Linked DNA regions of Homo sapiens: all the other regions are linked to region 1. The links are chromatin loops, found by intact Hi-C in ENCODE. Cell type or tissue: PC-9. All regions are shown on one strand. Each heading gives the region's core, and the rest is flanking DNA. Links, peaks and the distances in the headings are about the cores only.

Region 1 (8,194 bases), core at 1,635-6,634:
ACCTCACAGATGTGATTACTTGTGCAGTTCATATTGTAGATTAGTGCTTTTCTTATGATACAATTGTTTTTATCGCTGTCATATGTCATCCCTAGAATGACCATGATGCTGGCCTGCCAGCATCTCCATCAATCTTTGTTCCTTTAGGACATTTGCTCCTTATTGCTGCTGCTTGTTTTGTGGACATGTCTTCCATATATACTCATACAAGTCACTGATGCCATTGTATTGTAAAAAGGACCAGGATTCATAGCTCATTATTTGACACTTCATTGCACATAGACAACTCTCACTGTTGGACAACACTCCTGTTTGGGGACATAAAGTAAACACCTGTGAAGCCAGGGTGAGCCACAGAAGGCAGTAGAAGGCTTCTCTGAGGAGGTGGGACTTCAGTTTTGCACAAGACAGAAAGGAGGAGGACGACTTTCCAGATTAAGTGGCCACCTTGGGTGAAGGCATGGGTTTGGGAATGGCTGTAAGTATTTTTAAGGTGTTCTATTTTTCTTTTCAGATAATGACTTTACCAGTGAACATAACCAGCCTGTAATTTAGCATTCTAAATTATGGAGACTTTTAGAAATGCAAATCTAAGGAGGGTAATACCTTTAGCCAGATTGCAAACTGCTGGCAAATCAATTCAGTGTTCTGTAACGCAATATATTATCATGTTTTTTTTCCATCATATATCAATTCAGTGATAACTTTCAATGCAAAAATATTATTGGAATACCAAATAAAAGCATTGCATTTTTTATGGCAGAGCCAGTTATTTTATACAAATTAATATGACTTTTGAAGTTACACAGTTTCCTTCTTTTAGAGTAAGTTAGATCCTACAAACTGCTGCAGTTCCTTGCTTCAGGACAATTGTGTGTGTGTTAAAGGCAGCTCTACTTTATTCTGGGGTTCCTCTAAAGCAAGATAAAGACCCCTGGATAAAAGACTTAAAATTCTGCCTTGAGGAAATTCAACATGCTAATACCAGTTTCAGGTTAAAATCATTTTTCAAATATTAAGTCTTTCCATAAATAATGGAACTGTCGGCTGAACGTGATGGCTCGTGCCTGTAGTCCCAGTACTTTGGGAGGCATAGGCAGGCAGATTGCTTGAGCCCAGAAGTTTGAAAACAGCCTGGGCAACATGGCAAAACCCCATCTCTATAAAAAAATACAAAAACTAGCCAGGCAGGGTGTTATACACTACTTGGGAGGCTGAGGTGGGAGGGCCGCTTGACCCCCGGAGGTTAAGGCAGCAGTGAGCCGAGAATTTCACCACTATACTCCAGTCTGTGCAACAGAGTGAGACCCTGTCTCAAAAAAAAAAAAAGAAAAGAAAAAAGAACTGTAAATGTAAACATTAATTCTGTACAAACTGTCCTAGTAAACAAAGCAGTAGCATTCTTTCCTAACAAGACTGCTTGAACACAAAACTTACAGGCATTTTGGTTTAGTTGTGTTCCTAAAACAGCTAAAGACACTCTGCAGGAAAACACTTAAAGGCTGATCATTTAAAGGGTCAATGATTCAAACAGCTGATTTCAAAATAAATGGTCATAGTATTGTCCCAAGAGATTCATTTCTCCATCTACTGCTGTGAGAGGTGGTTCTATAAGAGGGACTAGGCCCTACTTGTAGCCACTCCACTGTCTCTCTTTCAACCTCCCCTCCACACGGGTGTGTATGTGCACAAATGTGTGTACACATGCACCCCTGCATATACACACACAGAGTAACTGACTTCATTTGGTGTCTGTCATTAAGAAGACACGGTTTCCCTCCTAGCAGTGCACGATGCAGAACAAGCCGTGATCAGAACATCAGGCAACCTGAGTTCTAGTTCCCACTGACCCTGTGTCTCCCTGCTTGATCTCTCTTCTCCTCTGCTCATACAAACTTTTAATTATCTCCACTCTGTCACCTCCTATTCCTTCCTCAGCCTTCAGTAATCTCTCTTCACTTCAGTGGAGAGATGGAGAAAGTTTTAACCATCAGGCCGGGCGTGGTGGCTCACACCTGTAATCCCAGCACTTTGGGAGGCTGAGACGGGTGGATCACCTGAGGTCAGGAGTTCGAGACTGGCCTGGCCAATATGATGAAAACCCGTCTCTACTAAAAATACAAAAATTAACCAGGCATGGTGGCGGGTGCTTGCAATCCCAGCTACTTGGGAGGCTGAGGCAGAAGAATTGCTGGAACCCAGGAGGCGGAGGTTGCAGTGAGCCAAGATTATGATACTGCACTCCAGCCTGGGTGACAGAGTGAGACTCTATTTAAAAAAAAAAAAAAAGTTTAACAATCAACTTCCTGAAGAAAAGAAAAAAGTATTGATTTATAACATTTACCAATTTTCATGGTGTAAATATTGCCCCTATGGCTGATTTCAAGCTATTAGGATGGTGCAAAAGTTATTGCGGTTTTTCCCTTTTTTTTTTTTTTTTTTAATGACAAAACCCGCAACTAAGTTTGTGCCAACCTAATACCAACTTGATGCCACTGAACAGAGTTAGGAAGAAATATGCATAATGAGCTGTCTAAGCTAGTAGGAACACACCACTAAGGGTGCCAGGGCCCCAGACACTGAGCACTGAAGGCTGTCTCTCAATAGGATACATGGGAAATGGATGCTGTCTCCTCCTACAGGCTGGCAGCTTCTACACCCACCCTGTTGGGTGATAGAGGATCTGTCCGAGAGTGAGACCTATATTCCCCATATTCTACTGAACCTGCTATCACAAAGGTCACTGGTTAGTTCAGATTTGCAAAACTCAATGGATATCACTTTTCTCTTTGTTGTACTAGACAATCTGATGTCTTCCTCCACAAAATTCGGCTCTCTTGGAACCTATAAAAATATTAAATCCCATTGATCAAAGACCACCCAGAACACACCAATAGTCAAATAAAATTAAACTCATTAACTTGCTGCAGCAAGGGAGGTTGCACACCATGGGGAACTCTGGGGATGTCTTGGTTAGGATGTCTCCTCACACAGGAGGGGTGAGATTGAGGCTGATGTTAGGTGATCTTGGTGAGGGCTCAAGAGGTGGATGTTTTATTCTGAGATCTCTCATGCCTGGAAGAGGGGTATCTTGTTTTGTGGGTCCATGGTGTTTTGTTTTTCCCATGTTGAGATCTGATTAGGGAGTGGTCTACTTTTTGTCTTGCTCCATCACAATTACAGAGTGACCCTGTCTAATGCTGCTATTGTGTGAAACTATTTATGTTCAGCATAGGATTCTTATAGCCTAGCTACAGTTTCCCAAGCCAACTAGCCGCTGCCAGGGATTTTTTTTTTCCTTTCTTGCTGGTTCTCCATCCCTTCCCTTTCTCCTTAACACGCTAGTCTCTCTCTGCCCTCGCCACCTGCCAGTATTGTATTCTCTAGAATTCCTTCTAAACATTTTCACCATTCTGCTTGTCCTTCTAAACATGTTCTTTGTGTTACATCATCAACTTTTGTGATTTCAACCCCTGCCTGTGTACTCATGGCTTGCAAATATATACCTTTAGCTCACACCTTTCCTTTATGCTTCAAAGTTTTATATCCAACTTCCAGCCAGATGGCACCACCCGGGTCCTCACTCAAACACTTTAACCTCAACCAGTGCAGAGTTCAAACTGCCCTTTCTTCTTCTAAACCAGCATCTTCTTTCTGTAGCCTCTGCAGCACCTCCATCATCTTGATCACCAACATTAAAACTCCAAGACCATCCTTGACTCTTTATCTCTCACTCTATATTTAGTAATTTAGAAATGAGCCGCCTACTCTACCTCCTAAATATTTCTGCCATCCAGGCTCTCTGCTCCATCCCAATGCTCCTCCCCTAGCTCATTGTTTTACTGCTGCAGCTGCCCCCTAACTGAGCCCCCACCCTCTCCGAAGCCCACCTCCTACAAGATCACTAAAAGGACAGCTAAACGTGAATCTGCCCCTGACACTCCATGCGTCGCTCACTGGTTCTCCATCACGTCTTTGATTAAGTCTGAGCTTCCTGAAAGTGACATATGAAACCCACCCCTTCCCCATGATCTGGTGTCTGTTTGCCTCTCCAGCTGCACCTGTCACTTCTGCTTGCCTTACACTTCCCACTGTTTTCGCTTCTCAGATACACGATGCTATTCTTGCTTTTCTCTTGATGCTATTTATGGAATACCTTTCCTCCCAGTCCCCTCCCTATTTACTTCCTGCTGGTCTTTTAAGATCAGCTTCAGACCACATCCCCCAAGAAATCGTCCCTGAATCCTGGCCTATGCCCTCTGTCACCTCCTCCAAACTAATGTAACTACGTGCTCTTCCTCAGTGCTCCCAAACCCTGGAAGCATGTGGACTAATCACACTGTTCCGAGTCATCTCTTTTATGTCCCTATTGGGCCGTGAGCTCCTTGAGGAAAGGGACCTGATTTTATTCGTCTTTATGCCCCCAGCACCTGTCATAATGCAGGTGTTACATAATTGCTTGATAAATGTGTGAATAAATGATTGGTTTTGTCAACAACCACTCGTGAAACTTGGCTTCTCTGAACTTCTGCGTAGTCATCTATCTGTTGAGATGGTTAAAAAATGAACCACAAGGAAATGAATCGCTCGAAAATGCTGTGGAAGTAGAGATAAATGAAAAACTTCTGAGAATCAAAATTGAAAAGGAAGTATTTCTTTGGAACACTAGATGGCAGTAGCACATCATATTTCAGCATAGCATTCGCTGTGCATTCAGCTGTCCTAACGCGTGGCCATGTCTGCGGGCTACAAGAGCAGAGAAAAAGGCACGTCACTTTTGGGCCTGGAGCAATCAGCATAATTTTTTTTTTTTTTTTTTTTGAGACAGGGTCTCACTTTCTTACCCAGGCTGGAGTGCAGTGGTGCAATCACGGCTGACTGCAGTGACTGCAGCCTCGACCTCCTAGGGCTCAAGTGATCCTCCCTTCTCAGCCTCCTGAGTAGCTGGGACTACAGGTGTGCACCACCACGTCCTGCTAATTTTTATATTTTTTTTGTAGAGACTGGGTTTTTCCATGTTGCCAGAGCTGTTTTTGAACTCCTGAGCTCAAGGGAGTTCAGCCTCAGCCTCCCTGGGATTACAGGTGTAAGGCTCCACAACTGGCCAAGTCAACATAATTATTAGGAGTCAGAAGTTAAGGGTGGTTTCAGACGCATTTGCTCTCTGTGACTTAATTCTAACTAAATTCCAGTTTTAACCTCCTCCCTGGAACCAGTGTGGCAGCATTCCAAAAGGAATTGTTGACAGCCTTTCAGTGAATGGGAGCAAAGAGCATTTGTTTAGCAAGAAGCATTTGTTTAAAACCACGTTCTAAGAATACCCTAAGCTACTTTACAAATAATGTATTTTTGAATTCTCATAACTAACTGTGAGTTAGATGCTGTCAGGCCCATTTTACAGATGAAAACACTGAGACTAAGTAAATTAGCTTGGTAAATAAGGGGATTCAAACTCCGACCTGCTTGCCACAATATGTGCAACCTATCACGTTGATGTCATATTCTCTTAATTGAGCTAAAAGCTGTGACTTAAGCATAGCATTTGGAACAAACAAGTAGATGGAGTTAATGAGTTGTCAGTATAGACATATACTGTCTACTGAAAATAGTTAAATTATCAACACCAGTCCCAAGCTTGAAAGTCACTAGGTAAGTGGAGAGTGAAATGCTGAGCTCAAACAATGTCATCTGCAGCCCAGAAATATAGTTAGAAATAACAAAGGCTAACGTTAATTGAACGCTTCAAGGCACGTGGCACTATTCTAAGATACGTATTAATTTCTTTAATTTCAGATTCATCTGGTGAGGTAGGTACAATGATTACACCTACTTTGCAGATAAGGATACAGAGCCACAGATCATTTAAATTACTTGTTTAAGGCTACTCAACAGGTCAGTGTTAGAGCCCAGACCAACCCTCTGGCTCTAAGGCCTCAGCACCTAACCACCACACAATTAGTTATAGTAATAATAATAATGGCAATCAGCCCTTATATAGTGTGACGTGCCGGTCTCTGTTTTAATCACACATTAATTTCTCTTATCCTTACAACTTCTCTATGAGGTTTGTACAAGTATTGCTTCTACGTTACAGATGAGGAAACTGAGGCATGGGGAAGCTAAATGAGTTTTCCTGGATAGCACAGCTAGTAAGTGGCAGAACTGGGCCGCACGCCCAGATCTTTACAAAGCTGCGCAATTAACTTCTAAAACTTTCCATTTCAATGTGCATATTCTTAAATTTATTGGAACACATTTGAAATTTGTAGAGCATACCCAGTTGTCTGCATGTATTTTAAGACTCTACTTATCTCTCCAAACCAATTCCAGACTACTCATTCTTTCTCACACATATGCAGTCTCTCTCGTTACAGTATAAAAATTATTATTATGCTTCTGGGTCTATCACAAAAATGCCGGTTGTACATCCCAGGGTTATTTCAGCCTGGAAAATTTCCAATAAATATTCAGCTCAGGCCTAAATTATTCATGCCCTTAAAATATACTTTTTACAAATATTCTCACCAGACAGGGGGAAGGGAATGAGAAAACACAGGCCCACACTGAGCTGAGCTGTGTTTAAAATTACCTGGACTTGTTTCTTGAACAAGTTGAAGGAGCCATCAATGTTTGTGGGGCTTTTTGTATTTAAAAGTCACACATTTCAGTCTGTTTCTTATATTGACATTTTGTTTCATTTGGAGCTTTAGAAACATGTTTGCATCTCTCAGTGAGTCCCTTCCTGGAAATAAGGCCACCTTAGCCCAGCCCATAATAACCTCTCAGAGACCACTTGGCCTTGTCTCCTGCCTGTACACAGGTCTTTGTCTTATCCCCAAACAGATCTGAAACACCTCGAAGCAGAGGTTTCCACTCCTCTGCATTCCTACAATGTCCACTTCAACGGCCAGGATCAATATTCCTTCATTTCAAGAAATAGAACTGATCTTAGCACTTTGGGAGGCTGAGTTGGGCAGATCCTGAGGTCAAGAGTTCGAAACCAGCCCCAACATGGTGAAACGCTGTATCTACTAAAAATACAAAAAAAACAAAAAATTAGCCAGGTGTGGTGGCGTGCACCTGTAGTCCCAGCTACTTGGGAGGCTGAGGCAGGAGAATCGCTTGAACCTGGGAGGTGGGGGTTGTAGTGAGCTGAAATCGTACCACTACACTCCAGCCTGGGTGACAGAGCAAGAGCACTCCAGCCTGGGTGACAGAGCAAGACTCTGCCTCAAAAAAAATTAAAAAGAAAATAAAAAAGAGATAGAACTGCCACATAATAAAGAGGTTTGCTATGTGGATAGAGATGAGAATGAGAAAAATGTTCTCTTTTTTTTCTGGTTTTCTTTTTTTTTAACTTTTATTTTCAAGTTCCAGGTACATGTGCAGGTTTGTTACATAGGTAAACGTATGTCATGGGGGTTTGTTGCACAGATTATTTCATCACCCAGGTATTAAGCCTAGTACCCGTTGGTTGTTTTTCCTGATCCTCTTTCTTCTCCCATGGCTCCACTCTCTGATAGACTCCAGTGTGTATTGCTTCCCTCTGTGTGTCCATGTGTTCTCATCACGTAGCTCCCACTTATAAGTGAGAACATACAATATTTGGTTTTCTGTTCCTGCATTAGTTTGCTAAGGCAAATGGCCTCCAGCTCCATCTGTGTTCTTGTAAAGAACATGATCTTGTTCCTTTTTATGGCTGCAGAGTATTCCATGGTCTATACGTTCCACACTTTCTTTATCCAGTCTACCATTGATGGGCATTTAGCTTCATTCCATGTCTTTGCTAGTGTGCATAGTGTTGCGATGAACATATGTGTGCATGTGTCTTTATGACAGAATGACTTATATTCCTTTGGGTATATACCAGTGATATGGTTTGGCTGTGTCCCCACCCAAATCTCTTCTTGAGTTCCCACATGTTGGGGGAGGGACCTGGTGGGAGGTAATTGAATCATGGGGGTGGGTCTTTTCTGTGCTGTTCTTGTGCTAGTGAATAAGTCTCACGAGATCTGATGGTTTTTAAAATGGGAGTTTCTCTGCACAAGCTCTCTCTTTGCCTGCCACCATCCATGTAAGATGTGACTTGCTCCTCCTTGCCTTCCACCATGATTGTGAGGCCTCACCAGCCATGTGGAATGGTAAGTCTATTAAATCTCTTTCTTTTGTAAATTGCCCAATCTTGGCTATGTCT
Region 2 (8,194 bases), core at 2,013-7,012, 470 kb after region 1:
TTGTTCCAGAGATTCTCCTTCCTAATCGTCCTCCTCCCAGCCCAGCCACGCAGGCATTTCCCTGAAACACAGGAAGAACTACAACAGAGCTGCCGCAAAATGCACCTGTGTGGGTAAGGACCACAGGGCCTTAACAGCTGTACTCACCCTTGGCTCTCATTTCTCTCCTTGAACCCCGGCATGCTACAGACACCCGGGCCTTTATTTCTTAGAGTTGTTATGAAAACTAAGTGAGAAACGCACATTATTAGCACTCAGTAACTGATAGGTTATTTTCAGCAACAGCAGGAGCAGTCCTTGAAATAGATGTGGCTGGTGGACCAGCACAGATGATTGGCTAGGCTGGAAGCAGATGATTAGTTACACCTGGTGTGTACAGGGAGCGAGAGGTGAGCTGGGATTGAGAGTCAGATTCCCATCAGGAAAATATTTCCCATCAGGGAGATATTTCACTCATGCCAGAATTATGAGGAAAAGAAGTGAGCACCCAAGTCTCACCTGTAATAATACGATTCTAAAAGTGACCAACTTGTGTCATTTCACCTACTTGTGAGGCATATTTTTCTTCACTAAAGGATGTGAGGCAAGGAATGGTTCAAAGAAGAGTGTGAAATTCCGACAAGTTAAAGGAAATTACTACAAAAATAGCACAAATATAGCTACCTTACCTCATAAGGAATGTCAGTTATTTTAAACGACTGAAAAATTTTAAAAAATTGAAAACTCCAAATTTGGTCAAACTTCTCTCTCTCTTATGTTCCATCCTAAAGTTTGTTTCACTGGTAATTTTTCTAAGGAAAAAAAAAAGTGAACACAGAAGAAAAATACCAGGCACTGAATCGCTCCATAAAATACACACCACTGGTTACAGTTGATAAGAAAATGCTTAGTTAAAAGTGAGTTACATTTCAAAATAGGGGGAAAAGGCAAGGAATGTTAGCTCACACCTATAATCCCAGCGCTTTGGGAGGCTGAGGTGGGAGGACTGCTTGAGGCCAGAAGCTCAAGACCAGGGAAACACGGCAAGTCCCAGTCTCTACAAAAAAAAAAAAAACTTAAAAATTAGCTGGGTGTGGTGGTGAATGCCTATAGTTCCAGCTACAAGGGAGCCAGAGACAGGAGGATCACTTGAGCCCAGGAGTTCAAGGTTGCAGTGGAGCTGTGATTGTGCCACTGCACTCTAGCCTGGGCAACAGAGCAAGACCCCAACTCTAAAAACAAAAACAAATAAATAAGAAGAAAAAGTTAATAGTGTCAAAACCTTTTTTTTTTTTTTAGATGGAGTCTTGCTCTTGCCCAGGCTGGAGTGCAGTGGTGCAATCTTGGCTCACTGCAACCTCCACTATCCAGGTTCAAGAGATTCTCCTGCCTCATCCTCCCAAATAGCTGGAATTACAGGCACCTACCACAACATCCAGCTAATTTTTGTATTTTTAGTAATGACAGGGTTTCACCATGTTGACCAGTCTGGTCTCGAACTCCTGATCTCAAGTGATCTGCCCACCTTGGCCTCCCAAAGAGCTGGGATTACAGGCATAAGCCATTGTGCCCAGCCCAAAATCTTTAATTTATAACATAGTCCAACATCAGTTATTCAGCACATAGGGAATTATAGCAGGGTATAGCCTACACTTGAGGTACAGTAAGTAACATCACTTAAGAAGTAACAAAGCCACTTAAGAATTAATATGTCAATATATGCTCAGCCACTTCCAGAAGACACACCCTTTACAAAATAAGATTACAATGAGGTCTGAGGAAAGATTAAAATCTAATTTACTTAACTAGGGTAAGCTTCATAATAAAGTCTACCTAGAGAAATCAATAGTCTCATCAAATGTTCTGCCACCAGCCTAATAAAGGTAGTGGGGAGAGTGTGAAAGAGGGGATGATCAGTAAGCATGTGCAGGTTTAGGATCCAGAGCCAAGCACAGGGCTTGGGACACTGTGAGTACCCTGTGTTTGACAGCCTGGTGCTGCTCAAAAACAAACCACACAGGATGGGCCAGGCCCAACTGAAACTGCATCAGTGCTTTCATTCTCACCCATGGCTGAACATCAGAGCCATCTTTCATAAAGGTTCTTATTCAATAGGTTATGGGTAGAGTGGGTTTGAGTTTTCTCGTTGGGCGCGTGTGTTTTTTTTGGGTGGGGATGGAGTCTCGCTCTGTCATCCATGTTGGAGTGCAGCGGTACAATCTCCGCTCACTGCAACCTCCGCCCCCTAGGTTCAAGCGATTCTCCTGTCTCAACCTCTCGAGTAACTGGGATTACAGGCGCATGCCACCATGCCCGGCTAATTTTTGTATTTTTAGTAGAGGTGGGTTTTTGCCATGTTGGCCAGGCTGGTCTCAAACTCCTGATCTCAGGCGATCCGCCCACCTCAGCCTCCCAAAGTGTTGGGATTACAGGCGTGAGCCACCACACCTGGAGGCACTTGTGTTTTTAAACAGCTTCATGCGCCTGGAGCAGTGGCTCACACCTGTAATCTCAGCACTTTGGGAAGCTGAAGTGGGTGGATCACCTGAGGTCAGGAGTTCGAGACCAGCCTGGCCAACATGGTGAAACCCCATCTCTACTAAAAATACAAAAAATTAGCCAGGTATGATGGTGGGCGCCTGCAATCCCAGCTACTCGGGAGGGCATCAAGAGCAAAACTCTGTCAAAAAAAAAAAAAAAAAAAAGCCTTCATGCTCTGTGTAAAGTAAGCCTCCTACCCTACCTTTAAGAACTACTGATCTTTAAGAAAGTTTACATTCTGTTTATAGATAGAGCTGCCAAGTTAAAAGCTGATTCTGTGTTTCAAAGAATAATATTTAAAAGACAAAGAAAATGAAGAAGCCTGACATTTTTTCGATTCTAATATTTTAAAATGTTTAAATGCACATCAGATGCAAAGCCTGAAATTCACTGCCTTGGAAGCTTCCCATGGAACATGCCAAGGTCAGTGGGTCTCTGAGTCTAAAAAGACACAACCTGGCTCCATCAGGAAGGACACAACAACAGACACTGCCTCCCACGGTCACCAGGAAAGTTAAGCCAAACACTTTATACTGTTTGTTTGTTTAAGTTACAGAACCTTGGGGCCCAAGAAGGGCTTAGAGATAATCCCATCATACACCTTCATGGTACAGATGAGGAAACAGAACCAGAAAGGTCATGTGCTAGTGGTGATGCTCGCCCCTTGGCGGCAGGAATCACATCTCAGCAGTCTACTGCTGTGCGGCCCAGCACCTAGCAGGTACTCCATAAAACCCTTAGAAATTAATTCTCAGGGCTTGGTCATCAGCAAAGTTGGGACCCAGAAACAGACACAGTTTAAAATAATAACAATAATAACTGGCTGGGCCTGGTGGCTTGCGCCTGTAATCTCAGCACTTTGGGAAGCCCAGGCGGGCAGATCACTTGAGGTCAAGAGTTCAAGACCAGCCTGGGCAACATGGTGAAACCCCGCCTCTACTAAAAATACAAAAATTGGCTGGGTGTGGTGGTGTGTGCCTGTAATCCAGCAACTGGGGAGGTTGAGGCAAGAGAATCGCTTGAACCCAGGAGGCAGAGGTTGCAGTGAGCCGAGATCACGCTATTGCTCTCCAGTCTGGGTGACAGAGCAAGACTTCGTCTCAAAAATAATAATAAATAAAAAATAAAATAACGACACTGCAACTACACTGAAAACAAACTGAGGCTAAGTAAAGCCATTTTCCAAGGTCATACCCCTCCAACAGCATGGAGCTTGAACCTATCTGTCTTCACCACTGACTTGAATCACCAGAATCATCTGTCCGTAGAACAGACACTTGGCATATTAAAAAACATTCCTTCTGAGATTAATACAGCAAGCTGATCTCTTAAAACGTGTTGTTGTTATTAAATTTTAACAGTTTGGGTGAAAAGAAAGCTCTAGAGAAGAGGAAATTAACTTTCTTATATTACAACATTAAGGGTAAATGGTTTGACTTAGAGCAGATGGCTCTATTAGAAATAAGACTTTTAACGGCTTCTTGTTAGTATCATGGTTAGTATCCCTGCCTGTTCGAAATAAGACTTTTTACCTCATCCACACACCCCACTGAAAATCATGTTTGAAATCCCGCCTTCCATATGGAGCCACCCTCAGAACACGACATGCAGTGCTTGTAGTTGACCAGCAGGTGGCAGAACAGAACAACCCATTCTCAAGAAAAACAGGCAGAGGAAGAGAACTGGTGGGTGGACCATCAGGGAGGGAGTATTTGTATCCTAACACCCGCCAAAATTGCAGTAGGAACCCGCAAAGGATCCTGCATCCAACTAACATCTGAGGGTGGCTCATAAAATGAAAGCAATCAAGTATCCATTAGCTTCAACAACCTGGAGATTAACACTCAGAAGTGTATCCTGTGCGTTCATGGGACAGTATGGGTGAGGCGTGAAGGAGAAAGCACAGAGGGCGTGCCAGCATCCCAGGGGCCATATCAAATGACCTGATCCCTAAATGATGCGGGGTGCTTATTAAAATACAGACCCGGGGCCCACCCTAGACAACCAGAGCATGTGAGGAGAGGACCAGAGAATCACCTGGGGGCCTCACGAGCCAAGCGGGGGCCTGGCTGGCTTGTGCACTACGGCACTGCCATAACCTGCCCACAGGTGAGGAGTCACCTTCCACCATGTGCTCAGGGTAGGCAGCAATGTAGAGGCTTGGCAGAGACTCGCCTGCCCCTCGCTGCTCAGCACACAGAGGGTTCAGTAGGGTCGCCTGTGACAGTCTCTCTACCTGTACCCTCCCCAGCCTCCTTTTACCCTAAACCCTCATCTATGCCTTCCCTGTCCTGTTCATTCCACCTCCTTCTCACAGTAGGAATGAATTGGTTTCCTCCTTTGCATCTTCAATCTCTTTTTCTAGATAATACGCTCCTTTCCCTCTGCTGACAACCTCTGATCCTCTACATCAGACAGCAAATCGCCTCTCCTCAGCTGGCTGCTCCTCTGAGTCGGCACAGCCCCAGCCTCTGCATCCCCAGCACTCCCTCTTCCTTGGCCCTTGCACCTTGGCATCCACACTGATCCTTCCATGGGTCCCCAGCCACCTCACAAATGAAGACACTGAATGTGCTGACCGGGCTGGCTCTGAGCCTGATTGCCAGCCTCTAGTGTTTTTCTACAATATTTCTACTCTTTTATTTTATTTTACTTTGAGACAGGGTCTCACTCTGTTGCCCAGTCTGAAGTCCAGCAGTGCGATCTCGGCTCACTGCAACCTCTGCCTCCTGGGTTCAAGCGATTCTCCTGCCTCAGCCTCCCAAGTAGCTGTGACTACAGGTGCCCATCACCATGCCTGGCTAATTTTTGTATTTTTAGTAGAGACAGGGTTTCACCTTGTTGGCCAGGCTGGTCTCAAACTCCTGACCTCAGGTGATCCGTTGGCCTTGGCCTCCAAAAGTGCTGGGATTCCAGGCGTAAGCCACTGCGCCCGGCCTACTCATACCTTTCATGTTGCTCTGGTTATTCCAAACCTTTAGGTTTTCCCTGAAGCCTACTTCCACCTTCCCTCCCAAACTCAAAGATAACCTCCCTTTGCATAAAACTACAAAGAGTCAAGCCCCTCCTTTCTCCCTTTCCCCTCACTCCCTGAGGAAAGCCCCTGCCCCTCTTCCCTCTGGTTCTTCCTTTTGGCCTACACATCCTGCCCAATCAACCACCAACTCCAGCCCTGATCTTGTCAAACTGCTATCCCGGGGCCTCTGCCTCATGAAACCCAAGCTCCTCTGCCTTCCATTTCATCCCCAACAACAGAGTCCAACCTGTCTGTATGGACTCCCCAGTTCTCCATACTCTTCAGCATCATCCCTGACCCTTGAAGCGGCTGTTTACCCTCTCCATTGGGAGAATCGGCATAGTACCAGGAAGCCTGGTCATATGGGATTTCCCTCCTTTGCACCGTGGGTTACTGATGTCAGACCACTGACACCTCACCTGTCCATCAGTGATAATCAGTTCCTTAAGAAAAAATTTAACTTTGTGGATGGTCAATAAAATTTTACTGGATAATGTAAGAAGCAAAGCTTTAGTCTTTTCCTTTCCCCTCTCAAAAATATGCTGGAACAACACAGAGAGAGGCAAATAGCACAAATATTTGAATCAGGCAGGGCTGGGTTCTAATCCTGATTTCAGCAGGCCTGTGTATTGACCATTGATCTCGGGCAATCCTCTGGGAATCGCCTCCTCTCAAGAAAAAGAACAGCAATACTGCCACCTAGTGACTGTATGGGGCAAGCATGGAGCACTCAGGAGGCACTCAGACCTATCTTTTTGAACTTGAGAATGTGCAGGATATAATCAGCAAAAGGAATAGGTAAGGGGCTATTGATACCAGTTATCAAGGGGGGAAACACTGGTGCTAAATATTACACTGTGGCTTAAGTTGCAGAAAAAAGGGATAAAATTATGAAAGTTTTCAAATATTATTTAAAGTAGTCCCTCCCCTTTATCTGTAGTTTTGCTTTCTGCAGTTGAATTCAGGTACCTGAGGTTAACTGTGGTCTAAAACATTAAATGAAAAATTCCAGAAATCAACAATTCATAAGTTTTCTCTTTTTTTCTTTTATTATTTGAGATGGAGTCTCACAATGTTGTCCAGGCTGGAGTGCAGTGGTGTGTTGATCACAGCTCACTGCAGCCTCCACCTCTAGAGCTCAAGCAATCCTCCCACCTCAGCCTCTTGAGTGGCTGAGACCACAAGTACACGCCCCCATGCCTGGCTGATTTTTTTGTTGTTGTTGTTTGTTTGTTTTCTGGTAGAGCTATCTCCCTGTGTTTCCCAGGCTGGTCTTAAACTCCTGGGCTCAAGTGATCTGCCTGCCTCAGCCTCCCAACATGCTGGGATTACAGGTGTGAGCCACCCTGCCCAGCTAATTCATAAGTTTTCAATTGAGCGCGGTTCTAAGTCGCGTGATGAAATCTCCCACCGTCCTGCTCTGTCCAGCCCTGCACGTGCACGTGGATCATCCTTCTGTGCAGCGGATCCATGCTGTGGACACACACTCTCCTGAGTTACTGAACAGACTACTCGGTTATCAGATTGGAAAAACATAATGTATCTAGGGTTCCATAGGATCCATGGTTTCAGGCATCCACCGAGGGTTTTGGAACCTATCCCTCATGGATAAAGGGAGACGACTGTAACTTTGAAAGTTCCCATTTGAAAATGTTTTTTGGGTTTTTTGCTCAATTATTCCATGACAATAAATGCATTCTCATAGCTATAATCAAACTAAAGAGAATTTAATTATCACCCTCAAGAAAACTACAGTTTCCTGCTCCCCAAAACACAATATTAAATACCCATATTATCACTTTTCAAGATTGCACAGGTAATTTCTAATAGGTCCCACACCCACATCTCAAGGTCAATTTAGCCTGCATGAAAGAAAACAACTGAATGAAAATAGAACACAAGATTCTTCATATGCAAAAATGACTGTGTAAAAACTATATAGGCCAGGCACGGTAGCTCACACCTATAATCCCAGCACTTTGGGAGGCTGAGGCGGGTGGATCACTTGAGGCCAGGAGTTTGAGACCAGCCTGGCCAGCATGGGGAAACCCCGTCTCTACTAAAAATACAAAAATTGGCTGGGGTGGTGGCAGGCGCCCGTAATCCCAGCTACTACAGTCTCAGGCTGAGGCATGAGAATCACTTGAACCCAGGAGGTGGAGGCTGCAGTGAGCCAAGATTGCTCCACTGCACTCCAGCTTGGGCGACAGAGCGAGACTGTCGCACAAAAAAACAAAAAACAACAAAAAACAAAAAACAACAACAAAAAAAACCCCTACATATCCAGAACTAAAGAGTGAAAACTGACAAGTATGCAGGTAATTGCCCTTAAGGAAAAAGGTGTGTGGATATATTTTAGTGGGCTGGTCTAAATATTTTCTAAATATCGTAAGACATATGAAACAGGGTGGCTAGGAGCTGCTATTTCAGCTTTTTAAAAGCAATTGTGATGGAGCAAAAATTTTGCCTGTAGACAATAATTAACCTTTCTCCAAAAGCATCACATATATATCATTCTATATACCAAATGCCACAGCCACAGGAAGTCAGTTGCCCACAGCCTTATAAATCAGTTTACTTGCTTCCTCATTTTCTGTTATGGACTTTCCTAGCCAAACTCTGTCATGGCAGTTCACTTCAAAATTAAAAATAAAGTTG
Region 3 (8,194 bases), core at 1,928-6,927, 390 kb after region 1:
AGGATTGACCAGAGGCGGGGAGAGAAAATGGTGCCACAATCCACACAAAATGTGAAGAGGTCAGAATTCATTCTCAGCTCAGAATAACTTTCTTTCTCTAGAACAACTTGGTTTTATCAGCCTATGTTTCACCACCTGTAAAATGTTTCAGGAACCAAATAAACCTAAAGTATAAAGTTCAAAAAATTAAACCTTGGCCACTTAAATAAATGACTCTGTTACGACCCATGCTTTTATCTTTAGTATGATCTTAAAGTACACCCTCATTATTTTTATGAAGGCCAAAGATTATATGTCTAAACCTAAAAGCTTCTTAAGAGCAGAGCTGTCTACAGCTTCTAGAACTCAGACATAGCCTTGCCCATCCCCGCCCCCATCCCTATTTACACAAACCCACAGGCCCTCCTCAGTGTATCAAATGCAGTTAAGGTACTGAAAGTCTTTATTTGGAATCCAAAAACTTTTTCACAAATACTGTTAAACAATATTGACTAAAAAGGGTCATTTTCAAATATTGTACACAGGAGTTTATGCAGAAATGAGCCATGTTTATATCATATGTACGCATTTCGAATTAGATAAAATTTGAATCTTTGAGCAATTGAAAATGAAACAGGGGCTGGGCATGGTGACTCATGCCTGTAATCCCAGCACTTTGGGAGGCCAAGATAGGCGGATCACGAGGTCAGGAGATCGAGACCATCCTAGCTAAAATGGTGAAACCCCGTCTCTGCTAAAAATACAAAAAATTAGCCAGGTGTGGTGGCACGTGCCTGTAGTCTCAGCTACTCGGGAGGCTGAGGCAGGAGAATCACTTGAATCTGGGAGGCGGAGGTTGCAGTGAGCTGAGATTGCGCCACTGCACCAGCCTGGGCGACAGAGCTAGACTCCATTTCAAAAAAAAAAAAAAAAAAAAAGAATATGAAATATACAATCAATGAAGATCATTATTTTCTTCCAACCTGAAGAGGAGAAAGGGGAAATAAAAGTCAGACATAATAGAGTTCTGCTCAGGGCTGTGTATTAAATGACCGTTTGAAATGCTTCTCAAAGGAATTTAGCTCTTCAAACAGAAAATTTTTCAGGGCAACCTTATCTATAAATGGTGCTTTTACTGATTGTTAATTCATTTTAGGGTGTTTTTAAAAATCAAGTTTAACATCTAGCATAGAAGACTGTATATGACTAAGGTAATTTAGATGTCATCTTTATGCATGGTTAAAATACTTCAAATACGATTTTTAAATCTATAGACACACCCATTCATTCTTATGCTTTTCAGACTCATTGAAACATTGGAAAACATCACAGCAGAAAGCACAACCCATGCATTCTGGGCCAATAAAATAAAATGTACAGAGTAGTAAGGGATTTTAGACATTTCTAAAAATTTACATCATCTACTTAATAAACATTCATAATGTTTTACCAATAGATAAAGATAATTTAGGCCTATCCTGTTTATTAAGGAACAAAATCTTCCTATGTTAACTCTTGAAGGTAAGAATTATGTTTCCTGTTTTTATTAATAGTTTCACATTGAGAGCAATTATGTACAGTCTGTAATTCTTGTCTAGCAAAATAACAGTTTTGAATTATTATTCAAACAATTATTACTGAATTATTGAAGCTGCAAAGCAAACTAGTAACACAGGCAGGTAAATTAATACAGTCAATAAATGTGTAAATAAAATGGCAACTTTTAAAAATAGGGCTGCCAGATAAAACATATGATGTCCAAATAAAGTTGAATTCCAGATAGATAAAAAATAATCTTTAAATATACTATGTCCCAAATATTGAATGGGATACACTTATGCTAAAATATAATTCATTGTTTCTCTGACATTTAAATGTAAGTGGGCATCTTGTATTTGGTTAATCTGGAAATCTTAAAGTACAATTTTAAAAAATTATCTAAGGTCATAGAATAGTAAGAGTTTGATAGGAGTAGCTGGAAGAAGAACCATTGGTTAGTAATAAAGATTTATTCTTCAACAGTTGACATTATTAAAGGAATTTTCAAAAATCTACAGTAAAAGTTAATACAATTATAATTTATAATGTTAAAAATCACTTTATTTGATATGGCAGATTAAAAAAACTACTTAAGATTAATCAAGACAAATTGAGTGGACTTATAAAGTTCCTGCTGCTGGGCATTTATTTTGACTAGAAACAACCCAAAAGATGAATTGGTCACTTGTGCCTTAAGAATCAATCTCTAATTTTTTTGCATCCGGCATTTTTCTTACAGATTACTACTGTTCATTTCTTAGTAGTCTAAATCTTAGATATTTGAACCTTCTATCTTTCTTTGTCAGTTTTAACTCCCTACTGAAGAGCTGCCATGTAAGAGGAATATTAGAGCAGCCACACAGTGGAAGAACCGGCCAGGCATCTCCCTAATCCAGCAAACACTAATGGTGGGCAACTGATATGTTATGTCCACTGATGTGATGAAATACCAAGTACAAACATCACCTATGGTAAATCAAAGTTTTTTTTGACAGGTTAAATTATCCCAGGTTATAGGAAATAAAAGAGCTGGAAGAAAAAGCAAAAGCAATCAGTCTTAACTTAAAGTGGGACATTATGCTGATCTGGCCTCTCCAATAACTTATCAAATAATTAACACTACTACTACTAATAATAATGGGAATGTGCCAGATTAGAAGAGATTTAAAGAACATCACAACATGATTCTGGATGGGATGCTAGTTTTGGATAAACAAGCTATAAAGTCTTTTACAGATAAGTGGAAAAAATTGAATAGACACTGGGTGTGATCTTACACTTATGCTCTCAATTTTTACAGTTGCATAATGAGGTAAACAGAAACACATACACATTTAAAAGGTAATGCAGAGATACTGTCCACAGAATGAAAACAGGAATCTGATAACAGATACTCATGAAGAGTTATTTTAACTGTCCCACGAATGTTATTTCACAAAAGCATGTTAAAAATCACCAATATTCTAGAATCTCATGGGTACAATGACCTTTTCTTTCTTCTGTTTCTGAATTAATCTTTAATGATGAAACATATGACATACTGAAAAAAAGACAAATGGAAATCTCTCTCTTCATCAATTATGGGGTTGGGGGAGTGGTTGGGGACAGAAAGGGGAACCTTAGGAGATGATAATGTATCAATTCTTTAGAAGAAACTTGATCTGGCATCCACTTTGCCAGTTAATTTTGATGCTAGGAAACACCCTTTACTCTGCATGTGCTGAAGCTAAAGGCTTCTGCTGTAGATCCTAGTTAATAATTTAATCCAATATCATTGCTGCCATCGGCTTGGTCAATTTCTAAACATCTGCTATCACTGTGACTGGTTTAGCCAAGCCACAATATTCATGTGACAAATGTTGAACAAACGAAAGGCGAGGCAGACAGAAAACATGCTATGAAAAAAAGAAACCCAAATCAAAAGTCCAAAACACAAAGGGAGCCCTGCTGACACAGCATTCAAAGTTCAACCACGCCTGCAGGAATGGAAGGCTGCAAAGTCGCTCTAGTGCATGGCTGGGATCATCCAGAGACTGTCCTGAGATGTTAGAAATGAGGTCGGGCTAACATGGTAGAGCTTTGTGAAAGGGATGGGTGCTGATGTTGGAATTATTGGTGAGTATGGAAATAGCACAGGCAAATCAAAAAAGGGAGATTTCATAGGCCCCTAGAAAGTTAGAGCTGAAGAAAGTCATAAGGAACATTTAAGACAATTTTACAAATAAGTGACCTGCAGTGATCACAGGGCCACCCAGCATCTGTACTGATACCCCATCTTGTGGTCCAGTTTTCAATTCCATGTGCTACTTGCTGCCTTCAGTAAGGGCCAGTGAGGTGAGGGATCCCACTGTCCACACTCTTTCCACCTCTATGCCTTTGCACATGCTATTAATCTGCCTCGGATGCTTGATCCTCCGCTTACCCACTTGGCATACCTCTATTCATTTTTCAAGTTATAATTCAAATGTTAACCTTTCTTAAGAAGCATTCCTTGACAGACTGTCACTCTATTTCAAAAATATGTCACTTTATTTCAAGGATAACTTCCCCCAAAGTGAGCTATGCCTTTCTTGCAGAAAAAAAATAATTTCATTAACTGTAACCTCTTATACTTGAACCAATTATTCTTTGTGACATGTTATACAGCCCTAATCCATCTACCCAAGTAATACAAATTCATCGAATTCATTCTCAAAGGCTATACTAGGTATATAAAGGCTCATTTCAGGAGAGAAATAATGTATATAAGTAGAGCTACATATTGATGAACTCAACTGTAAAGTTAACTCACTTGGCCTTTCCCAATTCAGTCATTCAAAACACATTTTCTGAATGCCTATAAAGGATCTAGAACATCTTAGAGAATACTTTTCAATCACTTAGAAATTAAAATTTATTTCCTGTGCTATTTATACTTAACATAATCATACATTTACAATAACAATAATTCAAACAATGAATCGAAATTTTATAGAAAAAAATTGATGCAACCTTTCTTCTAAAATCTTCAGGGAAGAAAATCTCATTGTGGAATGAAAAGTCAAAGTATACTATGATGATCCTAGAGATCTAATTTAAAAGAATTGTGATTAGCTAAGTGCTTTATACTCTGAGCTCCCTCGTATTTTTAAAATTGGATAATATCAAGAACCTGTTTGATTGATGGTGTGGTAAAACCTACAAAGAATCTATACTCGAAAGGGATTTTTTAACGTAGAAAAAAATGAGAGCAAAGGAAGACTTCCTAATAAAGACTACCAGGAGAAACTGACAAAATAAAGTAGAAGGTCGCCACCTACAGGGGACACCATGACACTCAACGACACACTGGTGCATGAAAATGATTCCCTCAGCTGTCATTTACAGAAGACAACATGCTCTCATTCATGGTCAAGTCTCAAAAGAATATCCTTGTCTTCCTTCACCAGAGAAAGACATATTCTATGATCCCTGTGCCCTTTTGAGCCTCAATTCGGACAACATTGACATCACACCTTCAAAAAGATTTGTGAATATTCATAAACCACCTAGTGTCTGCAACCAAGCCCACATTAAGGAAGTACCCCTGAGTTATACAAAACATTTCTAAATCAATAAGGGGGCAGCTGTGTTTAACTGAATAACAGAGCTAAGAAAAAAATTTACATCAATTTATAACCAAAAGGTAAAGCCTTACACAAAGGAGTCCAAAAGTGTTTTCATTTGGACTGATGAAGATTCTGAAATCACTCTGTCCAAGAATACAAAATACAACCTAAAATGACTGAAGGCAAATCAGATTTATCACTGTCTAACTTCTTCCCAATTAATAATCAATAAGTATAAAGATTTAGAGAAAAAGGATAGAGTTAATTATTTAGTAAGCCATGAAACAATCGCTGTGAACTTGTGTTCTGAAGATTAACTGGCTGTTCAGTTTTTCTTTTCTCAGTTTCCTGTGATTTCTAATATTGTTTCACATATGGTTAAGATGAATGCTACAATTAATCGGCTGGTGTGCTCAACTGCTTTTGTTAAGAGGACAGCTGGTTCACATGCAAAATGCTAATGAGACAAATTAGACCATTTTGGTTTGCTGATGAACGAACAGCAAGACCTATAGTTAAGTCTCCAGCTGTACTTGGTTTTCTAGTAATGGTAAAGGTTAACCTAAATGAGGATAATATTTTATTTGATTAGTGTTGGATCTTTTCAAAACATTTTTTTCATTGTCCTAAACTACAGAATACACAGCAGCAAAATTCTCCAAACAGCAAAATCACAGGTTCTTATGAAGCATGAGTGCTACAAGGGTTTTAGAATTAATGGCAGAAGTGAGGCATAAGAGCAAAGAAGCTCAGCCTGACCTAAGATGATATTTGAATTCACCTAGAAAGTACAGAACTTCCATTAATGTCAGTTAGCCAAAGACTTTTTAAGTAAATAAAAACCTTCCTATAACCTCAATTTTTCATATTCGTTCACTGATTTTTCTTTCAATTCATATTGAAAAGACCATTTTTAATAAGTAAACATCAAATAAAGGCAAGGGACAAGAACAAAAACATCAATCATTGTATGGAGACATATTGTTTAGTATCTCTAAATTCTAGTACCCTGGTATTTCTAAAGCAAGAATGTCACAATGTAGATTTCTGACTTGATGCCACAGAAGTACCTCCAGGCTTCTGGGTATTCCCTGTTATTAGAGGGCAATACAATTGGGCACAGATGGAAGGGAAGGAAGGTGCATTGATTGCAGATCCCACATAATTTGGCCCACACAGAATCTGAGAAAAAAATCAACCAGGAAGCGAAACGATAATGCTAATTCTAGGTAATGGCACTGACTTTGTAAAAATGATACGCTTAGCTCTTCTTCATCAGCATCATGGAGGCTTGGAACAGAAAGCAGAAAAATAACAATGGCATTCTTCATATCTTAGCAAATAAAATCATATTTGGAAGGACTAAGTAAGATCAGCAGGCTTCCTCGTGTACCTAACAATATTTTTAACTTGCAGCCAAAACTGAAGCTTGGCATTGTAAAGGCAGGTATGGAGATTTCATAATTTGGCCCAAAGTTTGTTTTTTACTAAAGAAAAAAGGTGAGGTAGACAAAAAACCACTGAGAGAGAGAGAGAGAGTGTGTGTGTGTATGTGTGTGTGTGAGAGAGAGTGTGTATGTGTGTGTGAGTGTGTTTTGAAGAAAGTAGGTCTATGGGGTCTCCCAATGTTGCCCATGCTGGTCTCCAACCCCTGGGCTCAAGTGATCTGCCCACCACAGCCTCCCAAAGTGCTGGGATTACAGGCATGAGCCACCACGCCCAGCCACTATAAGAATTTGACCAACAATGAAGACATCGATGTCTTCCTGGAACTAGGAAAAGAAAAATAATAGGCCAGGCAAAGTGGCTGACGCCTGTAATAACAGCACTTTAGAAAGCCAAGATGGGCAGATCACTTGAGCCCAGTAGTTCAAGACCAGCCTGGGCAACATGGCAAAAACCCGTCTCTACAAAAAATACAAAAATTAGCAGAGCACAGTGGCACACGCCTGCCTGTAATCCTAGCTGCCTAGGAAGCCAAGGTTGCAGTGAGCCGAGATTGCTCCACCGCACTCCAGCCTGGGCAATAGAGCGAGATCCTGTCTTGAAAAGTAAGATATCTGAGGGAGAAAATAAACAGGGTCTTCCAATGCCAAGCAGTTTTTCCAAACTTCTCGAAAATTGCATAGCAGCTCTCAGAAGAGTCAGATGGATCCACTTGTATCACCTCATCTGAAACACCTATCTCTTTGTGTGCTGCAATGCATATAAATCATTATGTGATAAAACAAGTTTAAATAAAGCTGCCACAATCAATTCTCATTAGCAAACCATATTTAATTAAGTATACATTTAGGCTGCTGAGGGCAGTTTTAAAATACCTGCACTTTCCCATGCTTAATGTTTATGCACAATCATTTTTAATCAGACAAATTTAATTATCTTATTACAACTGCTTTCTGAAGAGAGATACTCACCAACTGCACCCCACGGGAAAGAGGAATCGGTCACAGACTCCAGACAATATATTACATTCATTATCAAAATAAATCCCAGAGCATCTATGGAGAACTCGTTCCGGCACGATGTCCCATGTTAAAATAGGATAAAATTCACTTCTTTGCTCAGTAACCTCCCTCTTCTTCTTCGTTAATACAATTCTAACTGCTCGTCAACAGGATAACTCTATATTCTGAACTTTCTAGCTTTACTTGAATTGTTTTTAACATCCCCCGACACCAAAAAAGAAAAAAAAAAAAAAACCCAGCCTCTTCTTTCTGCAGCTGCTGAATGCCACAAATAGCTTCTTGTATAATTCGACTTAGAATGCACCCCAAACTAGATGTGTTCAATGGCAACGTGAATGCTTCATTCAGAGAGAAACAAAATGTGTAGAATGTCCTAAAAACATCACAGTGGCAAAGGGGATCATTAAGAAGTCTTGGGGCAGACGACCGCTTTCAGCCCTTGCCTGCAAATTCTTCTCAGGTCTATGCACATGGCGAGAGAAAGGTTTCAGAAGATTCCCACAGTGATCAAAGGAGGAATCGCTAATTCCCCTCAGCCTGCCCTGTCTAGATGGGGTTTTCCCCGGTGTTACCTCCCTTCTCCACAACTAATGTGTTTCTTCCTCCTGGTTTCCTAATAAA
Region 4 (8,194 bases), core at 1,050-6,049, 650 kb after region 1:
TGGAAGAGCATTCTACGTCAGGGAACAGAATGTGCAAAAACAGAGTCATGGAAGTGCCTCCAAAGACAGAGAATAGCAAGTGGCGGCAGAGTAAGGGGGTGTGGAGATCACAGAGCCCAGGCATAAAGGACCTGGTGAGCCAGTTTAGCTTCATCCTTAGGCCTGAAGACAGGAACGGTTTTGTTTGCCCAAAAAGGTGTATGTGTCTATATATACATATGAACACACACACACACACACACACACACACACACATCTCATGTCTCTCATTGAACCTTTATGCCAGGTTAGTCCCCCCTTCCTCCCCTCCCCATGCTACCAAAGCATTTTATTCCTGTCTCCATGACTGCACTTTACCACATGGTGCATTGTGATTGCTTGTTTACAAACCTGACTCTCCCAATAGACTGTGAACTCCTACAGACTGTCTCCCACCTCACAGCTAACCTCTGAGGAAGGTCTCATTATGACTCCAACTTCACAGGAAAGAAACGGGGTTCTGAGAGTTCAAATTATTTGCCCAAAATTACACAGCTAGAACTAGGATTTGAACCCAGGCAGCCCATCTCTGAACCCAGTTTCCTGGCTAACACTAACATTCTATAGCATACATAGTAGATGGTAAATAAATATCTAGATCCTTCCCTTGTTCAACAGTTACTGGTGGTTAAGGGAGAGAGGCCCCTATCGTGGCCACAGATGAGTATGGATCACAGGAAGGGTCACCCTTGCCCCTCCTGACCCCCCAGTCATGCTTTCTATTCAATGCTCTCACATACAGCACCTCACCTAATGCTTACAACAAAACCATGAAGTGGGTAAAATCATCCGTTTTCGCAGCTTAGGAAAGAGGGGCTCAAAGACTTTAACTCACAAAAGGAGAACTAGTTAGGTAGCAGAGTTGGAACTCTGTTCCCCCAACAATAAGTCCAGGACTCTTTCCCCTTCACTCTCATGACCTCATATCTAATGCTCTGGGAGAGGAAAGAGGGTAGAAGGGGTGTCCAAAGACAACTACTTTGAGGTCGAAATTGGACTCTTTCTTAAGGACATAAGACCATCATCTGGAGTAGGGGCCCCTGGTAAGTCCACTATTGCCATGGCTGTGGTACATGAACCACAGTGGGTTGTCATACATCTGAACAAGTTAGAACAAACCATAATACAGGGCAATATCCCTTCCATTTTCCCCTCCCTTTTCATGTAAATAATTATGTAAAGTCAAATTCTTCCCTGTTTTTTCTTTCCAGGTCTCAGCTCAGTTATTTCCACCCCAGCAATCTCTTTCTCACACCCCACAAGCATGTACTTGTTAATCCTCTTCCACCTTTTATTAACCATTATCCAGTTACTCAAGTAAATCTTTCTCTTTCTGACAGCGTTTGTTCCATTTATAAACTCCAAAACAACTCCATTACAGTTGACAAGCACAAAAGTACTATTCATCATATACCTAAATTAAGGGAAAGACCAGCCATTTACCTTGAACCGTTCTAGACTCAGAGACCACCATGTACCATCCTAGATGGTCATCAGATGTCCCCTTCACAATCTTCTCAGATGGTTCAGGTCCTTCTTTATCCTAAGCTAATGAAACTGTAGTGTACAGTGGTTAATGTGCTTGTGGTTGGTCCAAATCCCATTTCCACTATTCAGTAGCTGTATAATTTGGAGCAGCTGTTTAACCTTTGCCCCAATTTCCTTATCTGTAAAGAGGGATCATAAAGGAATCTGCCTCTTAGGGTTACACGAACTAAAAGGGTTAATTCATATAAGCACTTAAGAATGGTCAGGAACAAGGCAAGAGCAAAATAAACATAGGTTATATTTTTTCAAACATGAGCATTCAATATTTAAAGAGCTTTTCAATGGGCGGACATGGTGGCTCACACCTGCAATCCCAGCACTTTCGGAGGCTGAGGCAGGTGGATCACTTGAGGTCAGGAGTTCGAGACCAGCCTGGCCAGCATGGTGAAACCCTGTCTCTACTAAAAATACAAAAATTAGTCAGGCATGGTGGTGCGCACCTGTAGTCCCAGCTACTTGGGAGGCTGTGGCATGAGAATTGCTTGAATCCAGGAAGCGGAGGTTGCAATGAGCCCAGATGACACCACTGCACTCTAGCTTGGGCGACACAGCAAGACTCTGTCTGAAAGAAAAAAAAAAGCTTTTTAAATTTTTACTCTTAAAAAATACAACCTTTTTTTTTTAAAAAAAAAACATACTTTTAACTGCAAATACAGTGTTTCACTCATATAATCAATTAATTATATACCTTTACTAGGTAACCAAAAGACCTGACTGCCACTCATAATATTGTTTCTATGGAAAATTTATTTGAGTTCAGGAATTTATTTACAAATGAAATTTTGAAGCACAGTTTACCTGGAAGACAGAATGTTTATATTAAATATCCAAATGTGTATAAATCTATATCTCATTTGATTTACCAGAAAGTCCTTTACATTTTGAAAGAGAATTTACTTCCTAAGCAATTCATCTGTTTCTGTTATCATAGCTGCTATGGATCAGGTACTCCTGGAAAATATAAATTAGAGGGTGAAGGGGCCTGGGATCTTTTCCATTGTTCACAGGGTCTGGCTTTTGCAACCAGACTCACAGGTGCTGTAAAACACTGCATGTATATAAAATAATTAGGCTTTACCATCTGCACTTGCTAGAGAGCTCAGTTTCCCGAAGATAAGTTACTCAGCTGAGGGGCTTGACTCCAAACTGGTAGAGCACAAAAAGCAATCAAGTTAGACTTACAAGAAAGCTGCCCCTGCCTGCTAATTCCTTTTTATCTCTCCAAATAAGGAAACACCATTTTTTGCCTTGCAGACTTGAAGTTCTGTTTTGTTTTATTTATTTGTTTATTTATTTAGAGATAGAGTCTCACTCTTATCACCTAGGCTGGAGTGCAATGGCACCATCATGGTGCACTACCACTTCGAACGCCTGGGCTCAAGCAATCCTCCTGCCTCAGCCTCCCAAATCGCTGTTAACTACAGGTGCACACCACTGTGTCAGGCTAAATTTTTTATTTTTGGTAGAAGTGGGGCCTCCCTTAACGTTCTGTTATTTTGGAATTAACAGTAACAACAGAATATTTGTTGGTAAGGTTGCCAGATTTAGCTAAGGAAATTACAGATCTCTCAGTTAAATCTGAATTTCAGAAAAACAAGGAAGACTTTTTTAGTGTATGCACTACATATTGCATGAGACATATGAATAAAGTATTCCTTGTTTATCTGAAACTTAGATTTGACTGGCCATTCTACTTAATCTGGTTACCCTGTTTGTTGAAAGTTAATTACTTCTTTATGAAAAAAAATAGGGTCTCACTGTGTTGCCCAGGTTGGTCTTGAACTCCTGGGCTCAAGCGATGCTTCCATCTCAGCCTCCCAAAATGCTAGGATTACAGGAATGAGCCACCGTGCTTGGCCTGGAAGTGAATTACTTCTAAACATATTACTGCTCTCTGTCTCTTTCTGTCCCTGTGTCTCTCTCTCTCCTCTCTCTCACTCTTTCTCACTCTCTCTCTCACAAACACACACACACACAGATTTTCATACTTTGAAGAAATCCATACATTTTGTAAACAAAGCACACCAATTTGTATTTACCTTCAAGGTTTAGGAAACTGGTTGAATTCAGGAACTACCAATAATTCTCATTTATATTGAAATTGGGGAATAAATCTATAATCTCATGTAATCATATTCTATCACTTACTTAGTTCTGTACAATTATAGAAATGAGCTACAGAATTGAATTTTTATTTTAAATACATTTCTGTTCTCCTTTCTCAAAAAGTAAATGGAATCTGTGGTCTCAAAACAATTTAATATGATAAAATACTGCCACCTGGAGATCAGAGGCAGGTATGACTAAGATGAACCTGATTTCCAATTCTGGAATAAGAAATGTGAGTTATGTTGACACTTGATTTAATAATGCCATTCTGCCACTTGGTATCATATGAATCTAATTTTTCCTCATTTATTCATTCATTTAATGAACATTTGTTAAGTTTCTGTTACATGCCAGACACTATACTAAGCTTTGAGAATATAAAGATGTATACGACCTACTTCCTTCGAGCGGTTTGTCATTTTCCCATTCAACTTGGACTTAGTCTAAGCTCCTGCTTCATCTGACACAGTTCAGTTTTTGGACTTCCTTATTGTTACACACATTTCATCTTCAATCTCCATGAAATCTCCCAAAGATGTGGAACACAACCCCTTTTCTTTGATTATCATAATGATTCATTCATGACAAGCTGTGAGCTTATAGAGGACTTATGTTGCTGTCTGGGAGCATGGGGGATGTGTGTGCCTGTGTGTGTGTCAGTGTGTGCATTTACAGTAACATTAACAGTTGCAAATTGAATAACAGACTTTCTCTTTTTAAAGTCTTCCTCCTTCCTACCACTTTGACAGGCCTTTCTCCCTCTGCCTCTGACCTCTTTTTTTTTTTGGCTATCTCTTAGCAATAATCCCAACCCCCAAACTCACCCCAGTGAACAATTCTTCCAACTTTATTATACAGAATAATTCAATGTTCTCAATCTCATATCCTTAAACTCAGCCTCCTGCCCACCTGTGCACATCCAACTCTCAGACAACACAATGGGTCTTCTACCTAGAGTCTCATCCCTTCTCTTGCCCCTATATTTAATATTTCCCCACTGACAGGAATTATGCCAATTTCTTAAAATTCAGAGTGGTAGCAGTTTGGGTTTTAAACAAATACTTTAAAATAGAGATATAAACGAAGTGTTATGGAAGCTTTTTCTTTGCTTCCCTTCCTCCTTCCCTCTCTTTCTTCTCCTTCTTTCCTTTCTTCTTTCTCGCCTCCCTTCCTTCCTCTTCCTCTGCTATATTGTAAGCTATCTCTACACATATTTCTTAGCAGCCTTGTGGTTCTCCATGATAATACTGCTGAATTTGGACTAAAATTCAAGAAAAAGAGAGAAAACTGAAGGAAGGGTTGTAATGCACTACTGCCAGTCTGCTTACCCATGATATCCTTTGCTGTCTGGTTAAGTCTGTAACACAAACCTTCTTCTAAAGCTGGAGTGTTCATGTGGCAAGAACCAAGAACCTGGATACAGGATACTGGGAGAACGAATCATCTTCCTATCTTGCTGATAACCATCCCCTAATCCTGTTTACTCTTGGCCTTAAAAAGGAAGTCTGAACTTGAAGTTGGATTAAAAGTAAATTTTGTAGAATCATAACCTGAAACCATCCCAAATATTACGTTTTTTTTTGTTTTGTTTTGTTTTTTAAAGAACCAATCAGTCAATGATTCCCCTAAGCTTTAGGATGGTTTCCTTCTTCAAACCACTTGGCAGAAAGGCCGGTGTAGCCAGAATTGCTCTGCTAAGAAAAAAAGAGCACTTGCCTGGGCAGTAGTGATGCCATCTGATTAGCATTATGACTGGGCCTACTTTGGTTTAAAGAGGGGTTGCTGGAATCACTTTACTTTCGGAAATAAAATCAGGAAGTTTCATTCATTCCTACCTCATTTATTGAGCACCTACTTTATGTTATGTTCTTTGCAATGTGCTTAGGATACAAAAATCAAATAAAACATATTTGCCCTCAAGGAAGTTATAGCCTAGTGATGAAGGCAGTTTATAAAAAACCATATATGTAGGAATGTTGTAAATGTCTATCCATATAACTTATTATTTTTTTTTTTTTTTTGAGATGGAGTCTTGCACTGTCACCAGGCTGGAGTGCAGTGGCACAATCTCGGCTCACTGCAACCTCCGCCTCCCATGTTCAAGCGATTCTCCTGCCTCAGCCTCCCGAGTAGCTGGGACTACAGGCATGTGCCACCACACCCAGCTAATTTTTGTATTTTTAGTAGAGACACGGTTTCACCATGTTGGCCAGGATGGTCTCCATCTCTTGACCTTGTGATCCGCCTGCCTCAGCCTCCCAAAGTGCTGGGATTACAGGCATGAGCCACCGCACCTGGCCCATATAACTTTTAAAGTCTGATTTTGCCCCTTGTTTTTCCAAAGCCATTAACAACAACAACAACAACAAAATACTTAAATTGGTAAGGGCCTCTGTGTTCATTTTTGGGCCTCTCACTAATACTTAAGATGTACAGCCTAGAGGCTGGGCACAGTGGCTCATGCCTGTAATCCCAGCACTTTGGGAGGCTGAGGCGGGGGGATCACGAGGTCAGGAGATGGAGACCTTCCTGGCCAACATGGTAAAATCCCGTCTTTACTAAAAATACAAAAATTAGCTGGGTGTGGTGGCACCTGCCTGTAATCCCAGATATTCAGAAGGCTGAGGCACGAGAATCGCTTGAACTTGGGAGGCGGAGGTTGCAGTGAGCCAAGATTCTGCCACTGCACTCCAGCCTGGTGACAGAGTGAGACTCTGTCTCAAAAAAAAAAAAGTGTACAGCCTGGAGTAGACAAGAGATGGGGTTTCCCCCAACTCCCGGTCTGGTGCACTTTCCATGACACCATACCATGCTCCTCCATAAATGGTGGCTCCCAGCTCTTCACCACGTGGTTCTTCCTTTCACTATTAACAGTTCCCAAAAGGCTTGCTCATCTACAATAGCACAGCTCTGAAGGCCTTCAGTGCTGGATAGTTCAGATCCAGTCTCTTGGCACCCTTTTTAGAGGGTGTCTCAAGGAATCTTACCAAGTTTTATAATAGTAGTCATAGTACAGTATGGCTTTTGAAATAACTTATTTTTTCAGGTCTGAGCTGTAAAGCAAGCCTATATAACACCTCACTATGGCCCATTTCTCTTAACTGGCCTTCCTGTTTCCATTCTTCTATAGAATAATCTTTTAAAAATGTAACTTAGACCATGTCATGCCTTAAAACTCTCCAATGCCTATTGCTGTGCTTAGGGGAAAAAATACAGATTTCTTATATTGGTTTAAAAAACCCTTCCTGACCTGACCCTCTGGCAACCTTGGGGACTTCATCTCATACTACTTCTTGTCCCCCTGCACTCCAGACCACTACGCTGGCATTCTTTCAGTTCCGTGAACATGCCGAGCTCATTTCTGCTTTATGACTTCTTATCTTTTTTCTTAGCTGTTTCCTGAGCCAGACACGCAAAGAAGCATTAAGCAGTTACTATCTTGGCCAAGGCATTCCGGCATCAGGGGAAATGGAAGTGGAAGCACACTTAGAAAATGATGGATAGGCTTCTGGGTAAAAACAAACAAAAACAAGAAACAAACAAAAAACATCTCTTCCCTATAAGAACCACAAAGGACAATACAGGAATGACTGTGCTTCAGGCACTGAGAGTATCCATTTGCTTTGAGATACCTGCCTTCCCCTTTAGAGCAACAGTCCCCAATCTTTTTGGCACCAGGGACCAGTTTAGTGGAAAACAATCTTTCCATGGATGGGGCGGGGTGGGGGTTGGGGATGAAACTGAAACTGTTCCACCTGAGATCATCAGGCTTTCGTTAGATTCTCATAAGGACCACCGCCCACCTAGATCCCTTGCATGCGCAGTTCACATTAGGGCTCAGGCTCCTATGAGAATCTCATGCCACTGCTGATCTGACAGTAGGTGGGAGCTCAGGTGGTAATGCTCCCTCACTGGCTGCTCACCTCCTGCTGTGTGGCCCAGTTCCTAACAGGCCACGGACTAGTTCCAGTCTACAGCTGGAGGCTGGGGACTCCTGCTTTCATAGCGCCCTAACTTTCTGAAGGGAAAGGACAATGCATGTTTGTAGCTCAACTAATGAGGCTGTACAAGAGAGGCTTCCAAACCCATTCATCACCTGAGGACCTTACAGAAAGAGAGGTTCCTGACTCAAGTAAAATGTGAAAAAAGTTATGACACTTCTGATTCGAATGGAAACTTGAATACTTACTGAATATTTAATAACATTAATCATTCATTGCTGCTTAGGAATCATAAAGGCATTGTGGTGAAGTCTTTAAAAGTTTTAATCTTTTAGCAATCTATATTAAAATATTAGGGATTAAATTATATCTGAGATTTACTTCAACATAATACTAGAGACTGAAAAATGTCAGAAGAGGGGCTTTTTTTTTTTACAGGTTTCATCTGAATACATATTTATCAGATCAATATTACAGGTTATCACATTATCTACTACATACAGCTTTGCAAGACAGAAATCACAGTTTTCTGGCCAAGGTATGAAATGATTGCATTG

Evidence for each region. Peaks named below come from ENCODE experiments on the same cell type or tissue, not always from the same donor. Only the 100,000 strongest peaks of a DNase experiment are listed, where the experiment ranks them.
Region 2: it touches region 1 in a loop (16-fold over the local background); 79 of 110 quality-filtered maps call a loop at or near these places.
Region 3: a loop joins it to region 1, with 10 times the contacts of the local background. A loop is called at or near these places in 71 of 110 quality-filtered maps.
Region 4: it touches region 1 in a loop (21-fold over the local background); 72 of 110 quality-filtered maps call a loop at or near these places.

What each region holds. Positions count from the first base shown.
Region 1 is chr6:138,111,381-138,119,574 of GRCh38, forward strand. No RefSeq gene overlaps it. Among named protein-coding and RNA genes, the nearest start is that of PERP, 8.1 kb to the left of the region's middle. In PC-9, for the core only: CTCF peaks have their summits at 2,859 and 4,649 (motif pointing right); DNase peaks (open chromatin) are centred at 4,721 and 5,221; H3K27ac peaks cover 983 bases.
Region 2 is chr6:138,584,840-138,593,033 of GRCh38, forward strand. It overlaps a transcript of NHSL1 not described here. Among named protein-coding and RNA genes, the nearest start is that of NHSL1, 89 kb to the left of the region's middle. RefSeq lists enhancers at 6,386-6,886, 6,887-7,387. In PC-9, for the core only: CTCF peaks have their summits at 4,162 (motif pointing right), 4,366, 6,230 (motif pointing left) and 6,443; DNase peaks (open chromatin) are centred at 4,152 and 6,242.
Region 3 is chr6:138,504,757-138,512,950 of GRCh38, forward strand. It overlaps a transcript of NHSL1 not described here. Among named protein-coding and RNA genes, the nearest start is that of NHSL1, 9.4 kb to the left of the region's middle. In PC-9, for the core only: CTCF peaks have their summits at 4,831 (motif pointing left) and 5,032; a DNase peak (open chromatin) is centred at 4,795.
Region 4 is chr6:138,762,230-138,770,423 of GRCh38, forward strand. It overlaps CCDC28A-AS1 (CCDC28A antisense RNA 1), which reads right to left. Exons shown (of 3, transcript NR_161205.1): 2 at 2,028-2,149. Among named protein-coding and RNA genes, the nearest start is that of CCDC28A-AS1, 7.4 kb to the right of the region's middle. RefSeq lists an enhancer at 6,457-6,516. In PC-9, for the core only: CTCF peaks have their summits at 3,864 (motif pointing left) and 4,063; a DNase peak (open chromatin) is centred at 3,852.